2 separate regions of the Homo sapiens genome follow, and region 2 is linked to region 1. Evidence: read pairs that join two places in POLR2A ChIA-PET (ENCODE). Cell type or tissue: MCF 10A. All regions are shown on one strand. Links, peaks and the distances in the headings refer to the core of each region. The heading gives the core; the rest is flanking DNA. Region 1 overlaps NACC2 (NACC family member 2). Region 2 overlaps TMEM250 (transmembrane protein 250).

Region 1 (10,312 bases), core at 2,554-6,553:
CTCAGCCCCAATGGGACTGTACCTCGTGTGGTCTGAGTACGGGGGAGTTGGAGGGAAGGACTCACCAGAGCAGCTGCCTCCCGTCCCCACCCAACACACATCCGGGACTCCACAGAGCCGCTTCCTGGCTGCGGTCCTGCTGACTCCCCAAAAACCCATCAAGGCAGGTGGGCGTGAGGGCTTCTAGCTCACGAAGTCCAGGCGATGTGAGGGCTTAAGGCTGACCCAGCACCCAGGGGCAGATGCATGGGACAAGTCACGAGGCTTCACCGTGCTCCCAGCAAACCCGACACCCAGCCCTGGCTCCCATCACCCCAAACACACCAAGGCCCAAGGTCACATTGGAGCAGCAGGGGGCTGTGCAGGGAGGACCCTGGGAAGATGTTTGGATACGATGGGTCTGTTTCCATCTCCATGGTGCAGCTCCCTGACCCGTCGGCAACCCGTCGGCAGGGCCCTGTCTGGCTGCCATTGTCGGCAGGGCACTGTCTGGCTGCCATCAATGGGGGATGTCCTCAGGGACTGTAGGGGTGCCCAGCCTGTCTGGGGTTCTGCCCTGGGACTGGAGCCCATGGACAGAGCTCCTTCCCAACAGGGGCCCTGGGTGGGCCTTGGGAGCCTTCCCCAGCAGCCTCTGGCTGGTCCCCTGCCTTCCCTGGGGTGGCTGTCAGCAGGGGCAGAGGGAAAGCGCACATGGGGCGGATTCCCCGGAGGCCTCAGCCAGCCGGGTCCACAAGCACTGACATCCTGTACGGCCTCTGTGGTGAGCCGGAGCCCGGTGTGCTCTGCCCTCAGGAAGGGCCAATTCCGTAGCTAGCAAAGCTCCCAGTCTCAGGACAAATCAAGCCCTACCCCCTACCACTAAAAGAAAACAAAAGCTGTGAAGCCCAGATCGAGGTGGCCTGTGAGCTGGCATTCTGTGGGATTCATGCAAACACAGCAATATACATTTAAACCAAGTGCGGAGTTCTCAGGAAGACACCACGGAGCCCAGAGCACCTGCTGGCAAGGCAGTGGCTTCTCCTGCAGGCGGAGAGGGAGCCAGGTTGGCCAAAGCAGTGGTTACCCTGCTGTCCCGGCTGTGGTGACAGACGCTGCACAGGGACCCAGCTGGCCTAGGGGTCCAAGCTGGTGGGTGGTCCTGGCCCCCTCTGCCCCCAACCAGCACTGCAGGAGGGGAAGGGCAGGGGGGCGTCCCATCAGGGCACAGGGATATGCGTGGTGGGGTGGAGAGAGTCCCTACACTGCCCCTCGGGGTCCACCACCTGCCCGTGGCTGGCATTATGCACCCGCACCCAGGCCCAGGCCGCTGCACACAGGCCCTGCATGCAGACCAGCCAGGTGGCCAGCCCAGACACACAGTCAGGTTGCAGGGACACCCGATCCTGGGCACCAACTGTGGGACTCTGCCCAGCAAAGCCTGAACAGTCTCCAGAGGCTGTAACCAGGAATCTCCAATTAGGGCAACCTGGGTTTGTGGGGCCCAGGACGGGGAGCAGCCCTCCTTGAAAGAAAGGAACGGAGAGGAGGGGGAGCGACTGCTCACTCGGCTCAGCACACTGGGCGCTTCCTGGCCCATCCCTGGCGCGGGGCCTGGAGAGGTGGTGGCAAAGGGGCTGGGTTCAGGGGACTCTCTAGACCTGGCCGGGTGAGGCGCAGACTGAGGTTAAAGGGGAAGTAGGCGGGTCCTCCCGTACACCGCGTGGCGCCAGGCCCTTCACAGACGGGGAACGTGAACCCTGGGGCAGGTCCCTGGGCCACGGGACACCTGCGTTTCCTCATCTATCCAGTGGAGACAAGACCCTTCCTACAGGCTGGCAGAGTCTCCTAGGAGTTCTTGTCTCATCCAGGACCAAGTCTGAACCCCATGGTGAACAGAGCTCTGCCACCTCCTCCAGGCTTGGTGGGGGGCTCCCCTGTGGCCCCGCAGGCCTCCGGCCCAGTGGCCTCCTGAGCCACCCGGGTCCCAGGCAGGCCCCGCTTCCCAGCCAGGTGGTGTGGGGCTCCACCCCGCCGCGTTACCTGCATAGCTGCCGGAGGCCTTGATGTACATCTGGCCGTACTGCTCCTCCACCATGGTGTCGTAGGCCTCGTCGTCCTCCTCGTCCTCCTCGTTGTGGTACGAGGTGGGGCTGTCGGTGGTGGGCAGGCTGCTGGCGCCTGGACTGGTCCGCTCCCCCTGGGGGTAGGGCATCTGCTGGATGCCGGGGATGAGGGTGGCCAGGCTGGGCACCCCGTAGTAGGAGACACGGGGCAGTTTGAGAGGGGCTGTGCCCGCCGCCACCGCAGCCCCCGCGGCCACCGCCACGCCGTCCCGGGGCCCCGTCTCCAGCGGGCGCTTGGGGGCCAGGCCTGGGCCGGCCGGCGGCAGCTCCATGGCTTCATGCTTTACTCGGGTCAGCAGCGGGATGGGCACCGAGGGGGACACGACGTAGGGGGCCGCGGCGGCGGCGGCCGGCTGCAGCTGGTTGCAGGGGCTCTGGGGCTCGGAGCCGGCGTCCTCGATCACAGCGGTCTGCGAGTCGCAGTGGGGCGAGCTCACCTTGAACATGAGGTCGGTGCCGCGCTCCACGATGTGCTGGATCTGCAGGAAGCCGGCCGTGTACATGACCACGAGCTGCTCGCTGGCCGTCATGGTGAGCCTGCCCGTGTAGCAGAAGGACAGGATCTGCTGGAAGCAGGCGGGCGGCACGGAGCCGGGCAGCTCGAAGGCGCTCTTGCTGTTGCCGCTGAACAGGTCGCGGAAGTAGAGGCTGCTGGCGGCCAGCACCGCCCGGTGGGCCTTGAAGGCCTGGCCCTTGACCACGATGGACACATCGCAGTAGAGGCCCAGCAGGCGCTGCTCGTTCAGGCAGCCCAGCACTGTGTTCCCGAAGTTGGGGATCTCGATGTGCAGCATCTGAGACATGGCGGGCGGGCAGCGGCGGGGCTGGGCTCTCAGCGCGGGGCGGCCCTAGCGGGGCTCATCTGTGGGGGGCAGGAGGCACGTGGTCAGTTCCTCCAGGTCACGGGCTCCCCGCTCAAGGGGCCGTTCCCACCCCCTCCTCCCCCGCCGGGGGCTTACAAAGAGCGAGCCTTCCGCACGCGCCCTCCCCCGCCCCTCCTGGCTGGGACACTCCAGAGAAGGGACACGGGGTCTCCCAGACCCCCTGGCAGACGGGCAAGAGGGCCCGGCCAGCACTGCTGCAGATCCCCGGGGTGCTGCCCGGCAGGAGTGCGCCCACGCCACTCCCAGGGGGCTGCTCTTAGCGACTCGGTCTCAGCAGGCGAGGAGGAGCGCAGGCCTGAACCTGCCCCGGGACAGGAGGTGGGGGCCGCCGGGGGAGCCTCTGGGCAAACCTGCAGCCACTCTCCTCCCCTCAAAAAAGTTCCAGCCCGCACAGGAGCTCCCGGGAGGGGCCGCGCTGGAGCAGCGGGGAAGGAGGGAGGGAGGGGGGTCTCTGGAGCTGTGCAGTTTGCGGTTTGCTTTCCCTCTCTTCCCTCCGAGCAGCCTCGCAGAGGGCCCCTGCGGGGAAGGCGGGCCAGCGTCCCCTAGTCCCCCTGAGCCTCCCGGGCAGGTAGGGAATGGCTGGGGGTGCCGGGAAGTCCGCTGAAGCCGCGTCCACTCCTCCCTCGCGCAGAGAGACCACCCTGGGCGCGCCCGCTCCGTTCTCCCGTGCTCTCCTGGCTCGGACCAGACCCAGGTTCCCAAGCCGCCGCCAGGGCAGGAGTTGGGAAGCCTGTCGCAGCCCCACTCGCGGACGCCCCCCACCCCGCTCGCCTCGCTCCCCACGCGGGCCAATCCCGACGGCCCGGCCCCAACCCAGGTGACTACAGGGGTCCCAGCCCTCGCCGGGCTGCCCGGACCCCGGGGCTGGGAGCTGGGGAGGGCGCCGCTGTTTATCTGGTGCGGACTCCGGAGGGGGCGGGGGCGGCCCAGAAGGCGCCAGCCCAACTCCGCAGGGCCGCACAAAGGCCGCTGTGTCCCACGGGAGGAAAGTGCGGGCGGCCGCAGAGGCGCCGGGTGGCGGGAGGAGGGCGGAGCCACCGCGCCGGGAGCTGGGCAGGTGGACGCGCGCCGGGGGCGGCCCGCAGTGCCCCCGCTGCGGAGAAGTTGCCGGCCGGTCGGGAAGACCTACCTTCAGCCGCTGCGGCCGCCGGCCGGCACTGCCCGCTCCGCCTGGCAGGACAGGCTCCCCGCACGCAGCCCGCCTGCCCAGCTGCTCCGCGAATGCAGCAAACGGAGCGGGAGCCCTGGGGCGGGGAGGGCGCAGGGAGCCGGCAAGGAGGAGGAGGAGGAGGAGGAGGAGGAGGAGGAGATGGTGGAGGAGGAGGAGGAGGAGGAGGGCAGAGCGCCTGGGCGCTGGGCTCGCGGCCGCAGCTCAGCTGCACCCAGGCCGGCCCTCCCGGGCAGCGCACCGCATCTCAATGAAGGGGCCGGATGCAGACGAACGTTCCGGCGGCTCGGGAATGAATAGCCGCCTTTGATTTGGGAGCCGAAGTAAATGCCAGCTCCCAGCCCCGGCTTTAAAAACAGTGGAGTGTTGGTGCCAGAGGAATGCGCGGCCCCGGGTGCTGGTACGAGACAGACTTTTGATGACTCACTGCAATGCAAACAAAGATGGCAGAAATACTGTACAGTAGTGGAGAAATGCTTCCCGGTGCCACGGCAACTGAGACAGCCTGGAAATTTATGGTGCAGTTTTGCATATGAATTACCCAGTAAACTGCCTCCCGGCCTTCCAGGACAGCCCCAGTGTCAAAGCATTTAAACTATTCCAAACAGTCTGCAGAGCTGGCAGAGCTGAACTCCTCCAGCGAGGGTGGGGAATGGGCAGAGGCGCCAGGGGGAGGGGGTGAGGGGGTCAGGACAGCTAGGGGAGCCAGGGAAGGGGAGGGGAGGTACAGCAGGGGGTGAAGAGAGGCACAGAAACGGCAGGCAGTGGGTGGGTGAGGCGGCACCCCAGGTCCTGGGGGCCTTAGAGCTGTGTCCTCTGCCCAGGCGGCAGGCCCGGGAGTCCAGCCCCAGCACCCCTCCCCATCCCACTCCCAGCGCCCTCCTGGCACTTTAAGAAAAGAGCGACTTTGTGGCCGGGCAACCAGGAGCCGGAAGGGGCAGCCCCGCCTGAGAGGTCCCAGCAGAGGGCAAAGCGGCCGCCTCGCTCCTCCCGCACACTCCTGGCTGCGGCCACACAGGCTGCACCTCCTGCCCAAGGGGGTCTGCAGCGTCTGGCTGTTATTGAGCCTTTTCCTGGGAAGGGGCTGCTGCTGTGCAGGACTTGTGGTGGCCCCGGGACCCCTCCAGAGAATGTGTACTTCATCCTGGGCTCATACCAGCCTCTCTGCGTGGGGCCCTGAGGCTGACCTCTGGACTGCCCAGCCTCAGTTTCCCTGCCACTGGCTGTGACCCCCAGGAAGAGCACATTCCACCCAAAAGAAGGGGCAGGGTCCAGGCTCGAGGCCTTGAGGTGAGCCCCCTCCTGCTTGGCCAGCTGCCTCCACCACCCTCGGGGTAACCCTGGCAGCAGGATGCGGAGGAGGCCCGAACAGGCCTGGTGGGAGGCAAGGCGACACAGCCCTGCCCCTCACTCCCGGCGCCCCTCTGAGGCATCCGGAGACCAGAGAGAGGGCCATCTGGCTCCTCCCTAGTCACACACCATGGGCTCAGCTTCTCCAGACCAGACAAAAAGCCACTGAATGGGGACGGGAAGAGATCCAGGTGCGGGGAAGCTGCCGGCAAAGGCCCGTGGAGGTGGCTTCGTGCCTAGTGTTTTCTGCCTCCTACAAGGGGCTGGTGACAACTCAAGGAGACTGGGATGGGGGCGTTTACAGAAACGTCCCCACTCGGCCATGCTGATGAGCTGGGCTCCACCGGGCCAGGAGACACAGGGCCCAGCTGTCACCCTCCCCGCCACACCCTCCACCCTCAGGTCCCCACTTAGTTTCTGCCTCATCCAGGAAGTCTGCCAAGTGCCCTCATAAGCTCGGCAAGGGCTGAATGCTGGACACAACCCGGGCAGGGGGGTACAAGAGAGGGGCCTGTGCAACACAGCACAGAGGGCAGAGGCCCCTAGACAGCTCCCTTCACAGACCCACTGCGCCCACCACCAGGAGCCTCCCAGAGAGCCCGTGGCTTCTGTTGTGGGCAACTTCGCCCCAAGGACGGGGGGGTAGGGATGTCTGAGTCATACAGGGGCTTTTGTACCAAAAGAGGGGACAGGCAGAGGCCAGCACGGCGCACCGGTTCCTGGGGGTCCCAAGTACCTGGGCTGGGTAGGGCAGCAGCCAGGGCTGACACAGACAGCAAGGGACAATGTAGGCTCTCAGCCTGTCCCTTCCAGCAGCAAGAGGGTCCTGGCCTGTTGGCAAGGCTGAAATCCTAGGTCCCGTGGGCACCAGCCACTTCCTGTAAGGACACCTCAGCCTCAGACGCTGAGCTGTGAACTGGGGTTATGATTTACCCTCAGATGGTTCCTGGGGGTGAATGGAACAATGTTTGTGAAGCCGGCGGCTGAAGCCTCACACACAGAAAGCCGGTGATGCCTGCAACCTGCTGTGACCTGGGCAGGAGAGCAGCTCTCAGCTGGGCATCCAGGTGGGCGTCTTAACGCCCAGCCCAGTTCGGCCTGCGTCCGCACCTCAGGAGCTGGAGCCCCAGGGCTGGGGGACAGACCAGCTCTCCCAGAGAAGGGACCATTATTCCCTTTGAAGGTGATGGGGCCGTGTGGTCCCTGGGGATCGAGGACAACTGGAGCTTTTGCTGGCTTGTCCTCAGGCCACCTGCACCGGTGAGGCTGCAGCCCCACGCCCCAGCCTGCTGAGAGCCGGACAGGAGCTGGTTTTAGGTTGCTTTCTTGGAAGGCTCAAGAACAAAGCTGAACTTTAGGAGAAAAGAATAAAATAAAGGCTTGGCTCACGCCCCCAGGGCCAGGAAAGCAGACACACGGGGGCTGACCCTCCTGCTACACCCAGAGAGGAGGGGGCCGAGGGCCCAGGTGGGCCCAGGGACGTGAGCAGAGCTGTCTGCTCAGGAGGGCAGGGGCCAAGCCTGGTTCTCAGACATCAGGGCATCCCCACCCTCCCCTGCACATTCTCCAGTGACTCAGTTTCCCCACCACTTTGCTTCCCAAGCAACACCTCCTATTGTTTCCCCTTCTCGGTGAGATTCAACACACTCATTCACTTATGGAAAGTTCTGCAGAGCCAGGCAAAAAATCAGAGGTCGCCAACTTTGTTTACCCCAGCCATCCTCAGGGTTGTGGCACCAACGACCCTTGCTCTCAAAACGCCCTTCAGAACAGAACCCACTTTGGAGAACCTCTGCAGGTGACCCAAGGCCCGAGTCCACTCCCTGCAGCTGTGCCAGCCTTCGGTGCCCCACCCCACACAGACACACAGAGGAGGCTGGGTTCCTCTGAGCCCACAAGCCACCCTCAGGAATAAGAAAATACAGGTGGCTGTGGTGTCGGAGTGGGGGGTCTCTCCTCTGCAGAGCCTCACTTGAGGAAGGCTGAGATCCAGGCCTGCCCTGCCCTGGGGTTAGGGGTTGCCCACCATGATGAGCCCCATACCCAGCAACCTGCCGATGGGTGAGAGGAGCCCGCGGGGAGGACAGGGGCTCACTGGAACTGCAGCCAGACGCGCACACAGGGGTTGGGGCAGCGTCTCCAGAACGACCCCCCTGCCTGAGTGTCGTCCCGGCAGGATTCACACAAGGACACAGGTTACAAGGTTGGTGCCAGGCCAGGGCACCTGGGTCCTGGCATCAAGTACCCAGGAGCAGAGGCTCTGGCAGGTACAAGACCCCTGAAAGCATCCCCCAGGCCAGAGGACTGGGACAGGGACCAGTCAGGCAGCCCAACAGGAGGAGCCCTTTTCCTGGGGCCCAGCCAGGCAGCTCCATGGTCTGAGGGCCTCGCCCAGAGTCCCCAGAAACCCTGCCCCCTCCACCCCTAGATTGTAAAGCACTTTCTAAGCCCAGCACAGCAAACCAGAGGAATGCGGCACTGAATTTCTGCAGGATCACCACCAGCAAGGGGAAGGGAGGCGAGAAAAATTAAATTAAATTAAATTATCTTGCAGGATTTAATTTCACCAATCTAATAAGAGGTTCTGGACCTCAGCAAATGCACAGCCATTAAACACGTGGTAGAGGAAGGAGAGAGGCGGGGCACGGGAAACGTTCTGCGGAGGGGAGAGTCCCTCTACCCCGAGCCCCGGCCCCTGGTGGAGACTGCCTGGCAGTTAGTTAAGTGAGGACATCTCCTAAAAGGTCAATCGAAGGCGCTCCTGGAGCGTGAGAAGGTGTGGGGATGGGGCGGGCCTGCTGTGCCAGGTGCTCTGGAGTCAGCAGGAGCACAGGGGGTGTTAGGAATACAGTCTGGGGGCTGCTACCCCGTGGACCTTGCCCACCTCCGCGCAACGCCTTCCCTTTCCCATACGGTGCAGGCTCCAGGAGGATTTGCTTTGACCCTATACCTTCAGAAAAGAGGCCCTAGGGAGGACAAGGGGGCGGCAGGGGGCCCGGAGGTTAACCCTGGGGGGTAGAGGCTGCCCAGCTCCGGATGTGCCAGGGCCTCAGGGAGCTGGGTGTGGCACCAGCTTAGCCCTCAGGTTTGCATTAAACTTTTAAAATGCCAGAAAGCAGAGCTGGGCTGCCCGGAGGCCTGGCTGCTAATGGAACCACCAGCTCCATGCAGATGAGATGCAGCAGCTCTGGGCCAGGGCCCTCGGCGGCCAGGAACTCCCCCCAACCCCGAGGCCCCCACAAAAGCCAGGATGGCGTGTGCCGTGTGCTCACCTCCCCGCTACTGGACATACAGATGAGGAAACTGAGACCTCACAGTCGGGAGGCAGCGGGGCCAGGCCCCTAGCCATCATCCTTCCTGGGTGGTCTCTGGTCATCAAGTCACAAGAGCCAGAGAGGATGCCTGGCCCCGCCCAACAGACCCCGGGTAGCTACGACCCTGACCTGCCAGGGCCCTAAGGACTCTGTGGCAGAGAGGAGAGTTCCACCCAGGAAAGGGGCGCAAAGGCCCCCAGCTTCAGGGTCACAGAGGTACGGGGGGTCTCTGGGATGACGGGCCCCCTCGGACTATCACTGTCGCCCCAGCCTGGGAGGTGGAGGAGAGCCATGCAGGGCTGGGCCCAGGCCGGGCTCTCTCCGTTCAGCCAGGTCCCTAGGCGGCTTCTACCCCAGACCACAAGCCAGGGCCAGCATCAGCCATCAGAGCCGGCGGTAACTGCACTAAGGAACATCTGCCTGGAAGCTTTCTTCCCAGATGGAGAAGGGCAGTACTCCAGGACCTGCAAATCCACAATTCCGTGTATCAGCCCTTCCTCTCGGCCACCCGTGGGCAGGCCCACAGATAGAGGGGATGAAGCCAGGGACACAGCAGGGGGTCTCTGGACAGCACAGCCCCCAGCCCCCACCCCCAGGGTGGGCCTCCAGCAGCCAGTACCTCGAGGGAGGGCTGGGAGGACGCTCCATCCTCGGCAGCAGCAGGCTCTGCGTCCGATAGGGCCTTGTGGGGTGCCCGTGGCGTTGGCTCTGCCGGGGGTCTGGTCCAGGGGCCTGTGTGACTGAGCCGAGCCCTGCGCTTATGGGGAATGACCCAAGCAGCCACGGCTCACCTGAGGCATGGCCCCTGGCCACCAACACGCTCATCTCTAACCTTCACTTGCAGAATATTCTTTCTTATGGGTAAGGACTTGGGGGACAAACACAGCACAGACTGTCAACAGGGATGGCTCAGAGGAAGAGAATGACTCGAAGGGTGGGGAGGGACAGCTGGGGCTGGGGTGGCTCCTGTTGAGCCCCAGATCCGCCCTATGGCCCCACCCCAGCCAGCAGACCCACTGGGTCCACACACTGTGGGATGCTCCCTCACACCACAAAACATTCTAGAAGGTTTCCAAAGAATTAAGCTGTGTTTCGAAAAGAGCCGACAATCTCCCTCACCCATATTTGTAATTTAAATAACGTAAGCTTGAAGAGCGTCTCCCTCGGGCATAGTTTAATAACTTAAAAAGCCAGCGCCAGCTCCAGCGCAGGGCCCCCTCCTCCCCCAGGGCTGCAGTAGGGTCTCCCCTGCACCGGCTCGGCCGGGTGGAAGCTGAGATTGGGGCTGCCCAGGCGGAGCGGCCGGGAGGGGAAGCACCCTCCTCACTCGCTCACCCCCTCTCTTGATGGCCTGGAGCAGCTGTGGCCTGATCATCACCACTGGGGCCGGGGGTTGTGGAAGCGGTCGGATCCCAGGCACCGACAGTCAGAGGTGGGCAATGGGAGGCGGTCTGGAGCGTGCTGGGCCCCGCTGCTGGTCACCCAGCCCAT
Region 2 (7,156 bases), core at 1-4,000, 61 kb after region 1:
GTCAACAGCCCCGGGCTGGCTTTGGTGGCTTCCTCCACACCCCGCGCCCGGCTGTGACTTCCTGACTCAGCACTCTGTTCAGCCTGAGATGGAGCCGCTCCCCACCTCCAGGCCTCCCTCCCACCCGTCTCCACCCAGGGGCCGCCCTCCCCAGAGCCCCTCTGATTCCTCCCTCCCCGGCCCGCCCAGCTCCCCCTCAGCTTCGCGCCTGCCTTGGGCTGGACACCTTCTCTGTGGTCCAGGCTCAGGGATTGGTCCAGGGCCGCCCACCCTCCCCCATCCCCCAGGCCGAACACTGACCTCTGGTGCCAGGCTCCTCACTGCCAAACCCATGACTCCCAAACCCACTGCTGTCACTGGGGGCCTCTCATCCAGCCAGCGCCGGGCAGCTCTGATTCCAGAACCTTCCCGGCACGTTCCTGACCTCCAGGCCAGTCTGCAGCTACCTCCACTTCCCACCGTCCCCAGGAGCAGCCAGCGGCCCTCCCTGCCCACACCTGTCCTTCCCAGCTCACTCAGGTCCGGCCGCCACCCTGAGTCCCCGGGGCCACTTCCCTCCTTCGCAGGCAACCGAGGCCACTTGCAGTGGGAGGGGAACCGCTGTATGGACCAGCCGCCTCGTAAGGATGGATCCTGTCTCCTAACCGGCTCCCAACTCCCTCCGAAGCGGCTGCGCGCTGCCTGAGATCTCTGCAGGAAGCCGCAGCGGCCACATGCTTAGGTTCTGTCTCAACACCTTCCCAGTCCTCGACTCCTCACCACTGCTGGAAGCTTCTGGAAGCCTCCAGGCCTGCAGGTCACTCCTGTGTTTTCAGACATGTGGAGCCCACCACCAGCAAATCAGGCTGTTCTAAATGTGACGTGTCCGTGGAAAGCGCTGGTCCCCCAGCAGTGGTCCTGGCACGTCTCCCCACCCAGCAGAAACACAGCTGCTGCTGGGAGGGCCCAGGAGGCCCAAGACAGACAGCCCCAGACATACAGCACCATCGGCGGTCCCTGGAGATCCCTCTCTGGGTGGCACCCTTACCAGTCACTGCAGCATGGTCTGGTCTGGGTGTCTGTCACTGTGGACAAAGGGCCTGGGGACAACCTCCAAGTAGCTCCGGCCTTCCTTGGAGCCGTGGCCCTTGCACAGCTCAGCCGGTCATCTGGGACCTCAAGGGGAGAACAACTTTGAAAACAGAACCTGTCAAACAGGGGAAACGCCTGGTTAATACAGCCCGAGGATGGCAGGTCTGCTGGGGAGCGGTCGTAAGCAGCTCCACCGCCCCTCAGATCCCCCACAGGGCTCTTCAGCCCCCCCCAGAGGAGCCGGGTTAGCGGGGCTCCCGCAAGGAACACACTGTGGCCATGGGGAAGCTCCTTGGCTCTTGGAGCCTGTGACATGCCTCTGCCCGGGGAATGGCCTGAGCCTAGGAGGTCGAGGCTGCAGTGAGCCGTGATCGTGGCCACTGCAGCTTTGGCAACAGAGCGAGACCCCATCTCTGAAAAAAAATAAAAAATGGAAAAACGGAAAGAAAAAAAAAAGCCCTTGTTATAATCCAGCTGAGTGGCTCCTTCTGTGGGAACTGCTTCCTTGGGTCTGATGAGACATTCAGTGGTCACTGTGGCGCCTGTCCCTGTACTCAGTGGTCCCATGGGCTGGTGGCTCCTGTACACGACAGTGTGGATGAGGCGTTGCCACTGTCGCGGGGAGTTCTATCAGATGGAGATGGCCCAGGCAGGGAACAGCAGAAAACATGCCAAATCCACTGAAAACCAGAGTGAAGCCAGGCGGGGAAGGCCAGGGAAGCCCCCAGGGAAGGCAGGAGCCCTTGTGCAGCCTCTCTGGTGTGGTGCGTGGCCGGGTGTGACCACAGTCAAAGGCATAGCCACCTTCGCCCACACCTGGCAAAACAACAAGACCAGGCAGCTCTCCCAGGCCGAGCCTCAGACGGCCCGTTTGCTAACTGCCCCGGCTTTGTGTGCACAGGTAAGGCTGCGTGTCCAGGCCCTGAGCCCACCTCAGGACTCGGCTGTGGCCTGGCACCCCCTGTGGGGCACACAGAGCCCCCAGACCTTCGGATCAGAAGGCTGGTCTGGGAAGCAGTGCTCCACACCAAGCTTCAGCCCTAGGTTTGGTAAAACAAGTGTCACCCTCCTAAGCTTTTCAGGGGCAAACATTTTTGTAAGGATTTCACAAACTCTGCCATCAAAAACAAAACCCCAGCAGTTTGGTGAAACAGTTCCACAAAACTCTACAATGGATAGGTTGTTACGTAATGGAATCCAGAGTTTTCCTTTATTTTCTTGAGAAGGGGTCTTGCTCTGTCACCAAGGGTGGAGCAGTGACAAAATCATGGTTCACTGTAGCCTCAACCCCTCCCCGGCCTGGGCTCAAACAATCCTGCCCACTCAGCCTCCGGAGTAGCTGGAACTAGAGGTGAGCACCACTACACCTGACTCATTTGAAAATATTTTTTTGTAGAGATGGGGTCTCCCTGCTGCCCAGGCTGATCTGGAACTCCTGGGTTCAAGCGACCCTCCCGCCTTGGCCTCCCAAAGTGTTGGAATTACAGGTGTGAGCCACTGCACCCGGCTGGTTTCCCTTTAAGTGACACTTTCTTGCCATAATGACTGCCTGGGAGGAAATCGTTGTCATCTTCACGTTGTTAGAAGCCTTTGCAAGTGAAAAAATGAGAAACGTGAACTTCCTCCCTTCACAGAAACTAAGAAAGCCTTTACAAAGCAAAGATTCTACAATAGTATGAATAGTATGTCTCTCGATCTTCAAACTTTTTTTTTTTTTTTTTGAGACAGAGTCTCACTCTGTCACCAGGCTGGAGTGCAGTGGTGCAATCACGGCTCACTGCAGCCTCGATCTCGTAGGCGCACACCACCACGGCCAGCTCATTTTTAAATTTTCTGTAGAGATGGGGTCTCACTATGTTGCCCAGGCTGGTCTTGAACTCCTGGGCTCAAGTGATCCTCCTGCCTTGGCTTCCCAAAGTGCTGGGATTACAGGCGTGAGCCACTGCACCTGGCCTCAAACGGTTTTTTTGGATAAATAAGAACTTTGGTTTTATTTTTCTTCCAACCTTTTTTCGTGTGTGCGCATCTTCCCGAGGTGGATCGGGCTGTCCTTACTCACAGCCCTGAGGCCTCTTTCCTTTCAGCAGCGTCGGAAACACCACCTCAGCTTTAAGACTCTGAACTAGGCTGGGTGGAGGGGCTCACGCCTGGAATCCCAGCACTTTGGGAGGCTGAGGCAGGTGAATCACCTGAGGTCAGGAGTTCAAGACCAGCCCGGCCAACATGGCGCAACTCCATCTCTACTAAAAATACAAAAATGATCCGGGCGTGGTGGTGGGCGCCTGTAATCCCAGCTACTTGGGAGGCTGAGACACAAGAATCACTTGAACCCGGGAGGTGGAGGTTGCAGTGAGCTGAGATCGTGTCAATGCACTCCAGCCCGGCTGACATGAGCAAAACTCCATCTGAAAAAAAAAAAAAAAACTCTGAACGGGCCAGTCAGCCGAATGCAACCTCCACCGGCCTGCACAGCAGTGTCCCGGTGACTGCCCTGCTGACAAATCTTTGCCTGTCAGCTAGGCTATCTCCCCAGGGCAGCTTCCCATAAGGAGAACCCTGGCCTCAGGGGCTCCTTCCCCAGCACGGCAACAAGTGTTTGGGAAAACTTTCCCATCTTACACAAGATGATTTCTATGGTGCTCTGGGTGATTATTATGTCCTTCAAAACGGAATAAAACAATTGAACTTTAAGCAATCACTCCATCAACACATTAAAAAAATAGGTTTAATGCAGGTGGGTCATGGCATGACGAATTTCACAGGCACCGGGGACAGCAGGCGGCCAGGTGCTCAGAGGGCACCAAGGTGCCACAACTCCCTGCAGCGTTGACACCGCACGAGCGGCACCACCAGCCCCCTCCCGCCTCCCGTCCCACCTTCACCCTCAGCCAAGAGGCTTGGGTGACTCTGAGTAATACGTTAACAAAAAACAAAGCTTCTTTGAGGAAACAGCATGACTTAGTGCAAAAGATTCTCTGCAGCAAGAAATGAGGCCCACGCAGGGAAGCTCCCGCCTACCTGCCCAGGGCGTGGACGCAGCCCGGGCTCATCAGAGGTCATCCACAGAAGCTGCCGATAAATTAGAGAGCACGGTTTACGGCCAGAGATTTTTTGCTTTCTCTACCTGATTTAGGGTTTTTCAAAAAGTTTCTCTTCCAGTGGCACACAACTGTCCTCATGGCTCCTGGGCCACTGGTCCGCCTGACAGGGTAGGGTCACAAGTCCCACCCATGCCCAGAGTGTGGGGACATGGATTTGAGGTGACACTAGGGTTGTCAGTACCACACCCTGTGTCCTGCTCTAGGGTAGCCTCTGCCTGTTGTCCTTGCAATCATTATTCAGGGCGCCCTCCCACTTGCCCCCAAAGTCACACGGCCATGGGCAGTCCACCATAGTGCTGCCGTGACTGCAAGGCTGAGGAGCAGAGCAAGGGGTCCTGGGTGAGACCTCGGCCCATGGTGGCCACCCTCCCTGAACACAGGCATCTGCGCCCCTCCAGCCCACCTGCCCCTGTGCCATCATTTGGGCCCCCCAGACACTGGAGGACAGCGTGAGATAAGATCTCAGCATATACCTGGGGCTCTAAGATGCTGCTGGTGCCACACAGGCTCTGGGGCTGTGTTTGCCGCACTGAGGCCTCTGCCGCCTGCTCCGGACACTTGGGACACGCGTTTCCATCCTGGCTCACTGAAGCCTCGATCTCCCAGGCTTTCTTTGACGGTGTTCCCTCAAAGAAAGAGGCCCAAAGCCCTCCCCCGCAAAAAAAGCCAGAAAGGAATGGAGGTGCCTCCGCAGAAATCCAGAGCATCTGCAAGACATCCTCACAGCCCTCCCAGAACAGGCAGACAGGCCAGTGTTGCTGGAGTCAGCCCCTGGCTCCCAGGGTTCCCCCCAGGCCAGCCCCTGAGCTGGGAGCCTGCTGAGGCCCCTCCCACCTGAGCCCTTCTCCGGCCCCCCGCTAGACTGCATCTACACAATCCAAGGGGACCCTGAAGGCTGGCTGGGGACTCAGGACCCACACAGCCCCTCAGGATGACACACACAGGGTGGTCCGCGGGCAGTGCCAGGCCTCAGGCGGCCCAGGGCAGAGTAAGCAGCTTTGTGGCAGTGTGGTGTGTCAGCGAGGGGAGCCTTCCGTGTCCCGTTGGCTGGGGCTGGGGCCAGGGCACGCAGAAGGGGCTGTGCAGCCAGGAGGGCCCCCCTCCGGAATTGCTCCTGGGCACACAGCCCTCTGTGTCCAGGGGCCTCCCAGGGTGATGTCTAAAGTCCCTGGCAGCTGTGGTCCTGGAGAGAGGCCCACAGAGAGGCGGAACGGAGGGCCCACCCCGCAGTACGACCCGAAGACATGTGAGCAGGAGCCACCGGCAGGTGGGCGCTGCCCCTGAGAGTGCATACGGGGAGGGTGGGTCCAGGAAGCCAGCCTAGGGGTGGTGTCCGCGCCCCCATCACAGAAGTCTCAGCCCTTTCTTTTCTCTCCGTGGGCGCCGGGCAGCAGCGACTGCCTGGGGGATGGGCGAAGGGAAGGCGCTGGCCGACCCCACCCATGGAGAGAACACAGCCACAGGCCGGGACGATACATCAAGCTCGCACCCACGGCCCTCACATGTCCACGAAGACCATGAAGCACCAGCCCAGGCCCCCGACCAGCAGCATGGTGACGTGGATGCCATAGACGAGCAGCTCGTTCACCAGGCGGAAGTCCACGCGCCGGCGGCCCAGCAGCAGCAGCAGCACCGACAGCTTGCGCTGGAAGCGCAGCAGGACGCGAACGCCCAGGTACTGTAGGCAGAAGAGGGCGGCCAGCGCACCCCAGAGCGCCGCAGTGAACAGGCTGCAGCTAAAGTAGAGTAGGAAGCGGATGAAGCCGTACAGCCAGCGCGTCTTGATGTACACGTCGAAGTTGTTGTACTTGGTGCGGGCCAGGTGGGAGGCGCGCACGGGCCCGCAGGCCGCATGCAGGCAGGTGGTGTGCGGGCCGTGGAAGGAGCGCACCCGCCGCGGAATGGGCATGACCGGCATTGGGCCCCGGCGGCGGCGGCGCTAGGTCGCAGTGGCGGCGGCGGTGTCCAGGCGGCTGTTGGCGTAGGGGTCATGGGCGCCTAGGCCTGGGAGCCCGCAGCTGACCCTGGGGGGAGGCGTCGGCCTGCGGGGAGAGCCGCAAAACCCACGTCAGTATGAGGACACCATGCGGATCCCTCCCCAGGCAATCAGCTGGCGAAAGTGGACACAAACTCCAGCACCAGGACTACGGGAAAATGGAGTCCAGGGCGGGATCTGCAGGCACTCCTGGGCTCTTTTCCACAAACCCTCCCAAGGATACTTCCAAGGGGCCCACCACCTGGGGAAGCCAAAGTGCTTGTTCTAGGGCAGCACTGGGGAAAGGGGGCCTTGGGGACAGTGGCCAGGGGAGGCCCCCGGAAGTGGTCAATGCCAAAACGGATGGGAAGGGGCAAGAGTGGCTCTTTCCTGCAGGATCCTCGCAGCTCCCCACTAGCTGGACCACACTCTGCTCTTAGGCAGTTTGCCCGTTACTGCCCTGGTCTTCTGCGGCTGCCTGACCCAGGGCTGATGCAAGCCCTTAAATGGCATCTGCAAGAAGCCACCACAGGGCCGGGAAAAGGGACTCCAGGGCTCGCAGGTGAACCGAAAACGAGCCCGGCGGGAGCAGGTGACTCCAGCAACCTGCTGGGTGCCAGATGGACGGCTCGGGGGCCGTGGGGTCACCTTGCTGGGCCTGAACCCTGGCACTGTCCTTCCCTAGCAGTGACTTTGGGCAGGTCACCTGACCCCAAGACGGCTCCTGCTCTGTCCAATGGGGGTGCCAATAGCACTGCCTTTGTGGGTAGCTGTGGGAGGGAAGGGGCTGGGCCTGGCGTGCACAGTGGGGTCGGCCCGGGGCCTGGCAGCGGCCCTTACAGACTGGGCTGCAAAGAGCAGAGGCGGCATTTGGCTCTCCAGCTTCACCTAGTAAAGGCCGTTTATACCTTGCCGAAATAATCTGTAGACGGAATGAACTCAAAGGTCAGGAAATAAAATCTGAGCAGGAAAGTTGGTAACATTACAGGGGACTGTTGCCAAGAGCTTC

What was found. ChIA-PET counts read pairs that join two places held together with the same protein. Peaks named below come from ENCODE experiments on the same cell type or tissue, not always from the same donor. Only the 100,000 strongest peaks of a DNase experiment are listed, where the experiment ranks them.
Region 2: POLR2A ChIA-PET joins it to region 1 with 6 read pairs; 11 of 35 experiments call an interaction of 5 or more read pairs at or near these places.

The regions. Positions count from the first base shown.
Region 1 is chr9:136,047,614-136,057,925 of GRCh38, forward strand. NACC2 (NACC family member 2) reads right to left here. Exons shown (of 6, transcript NM_144653.5): 2 at 2,023-2,967. The coding sequence starts at 2,908. Among named protein-coding and RNA genes, the nearest start is that of NACC2, 43 kb to the right of the region's middle. RefSeq lists enhancers at 3,532-4,108, 8,220-8,820, 8,821-9,420, 9,421-10,022. In MCF 10A, for the core only: no CTCF peak of the experiment used is centred there; a DNase peak (open chromatin) is centred at 4,578.
Region 2 is chr9:136,110,811-136,117,966 of GRCh38, forward strand. TMEM250 (transmembrane protein 250) reads right to left here. Exons shown (of 2, transcript NM_152833.3): 2 at 3,779-6,214. The coding sequence starts at 6,090. The coding sequence ends at 5,671. LOC107987142 (a long non-coding RNA gene) reads left to right here and starts at 6,982. Exons shown (of 2, transcript NR_165242.1): 1 at 6,982-7,092. RefSeq lists enhancers at 1-336, 6,011-6,586, 6,587-7,156. In MCF 10A, for the core only: no CTCF peak of the experiment used is centred there; no DNase peak of the experiment used is centred there.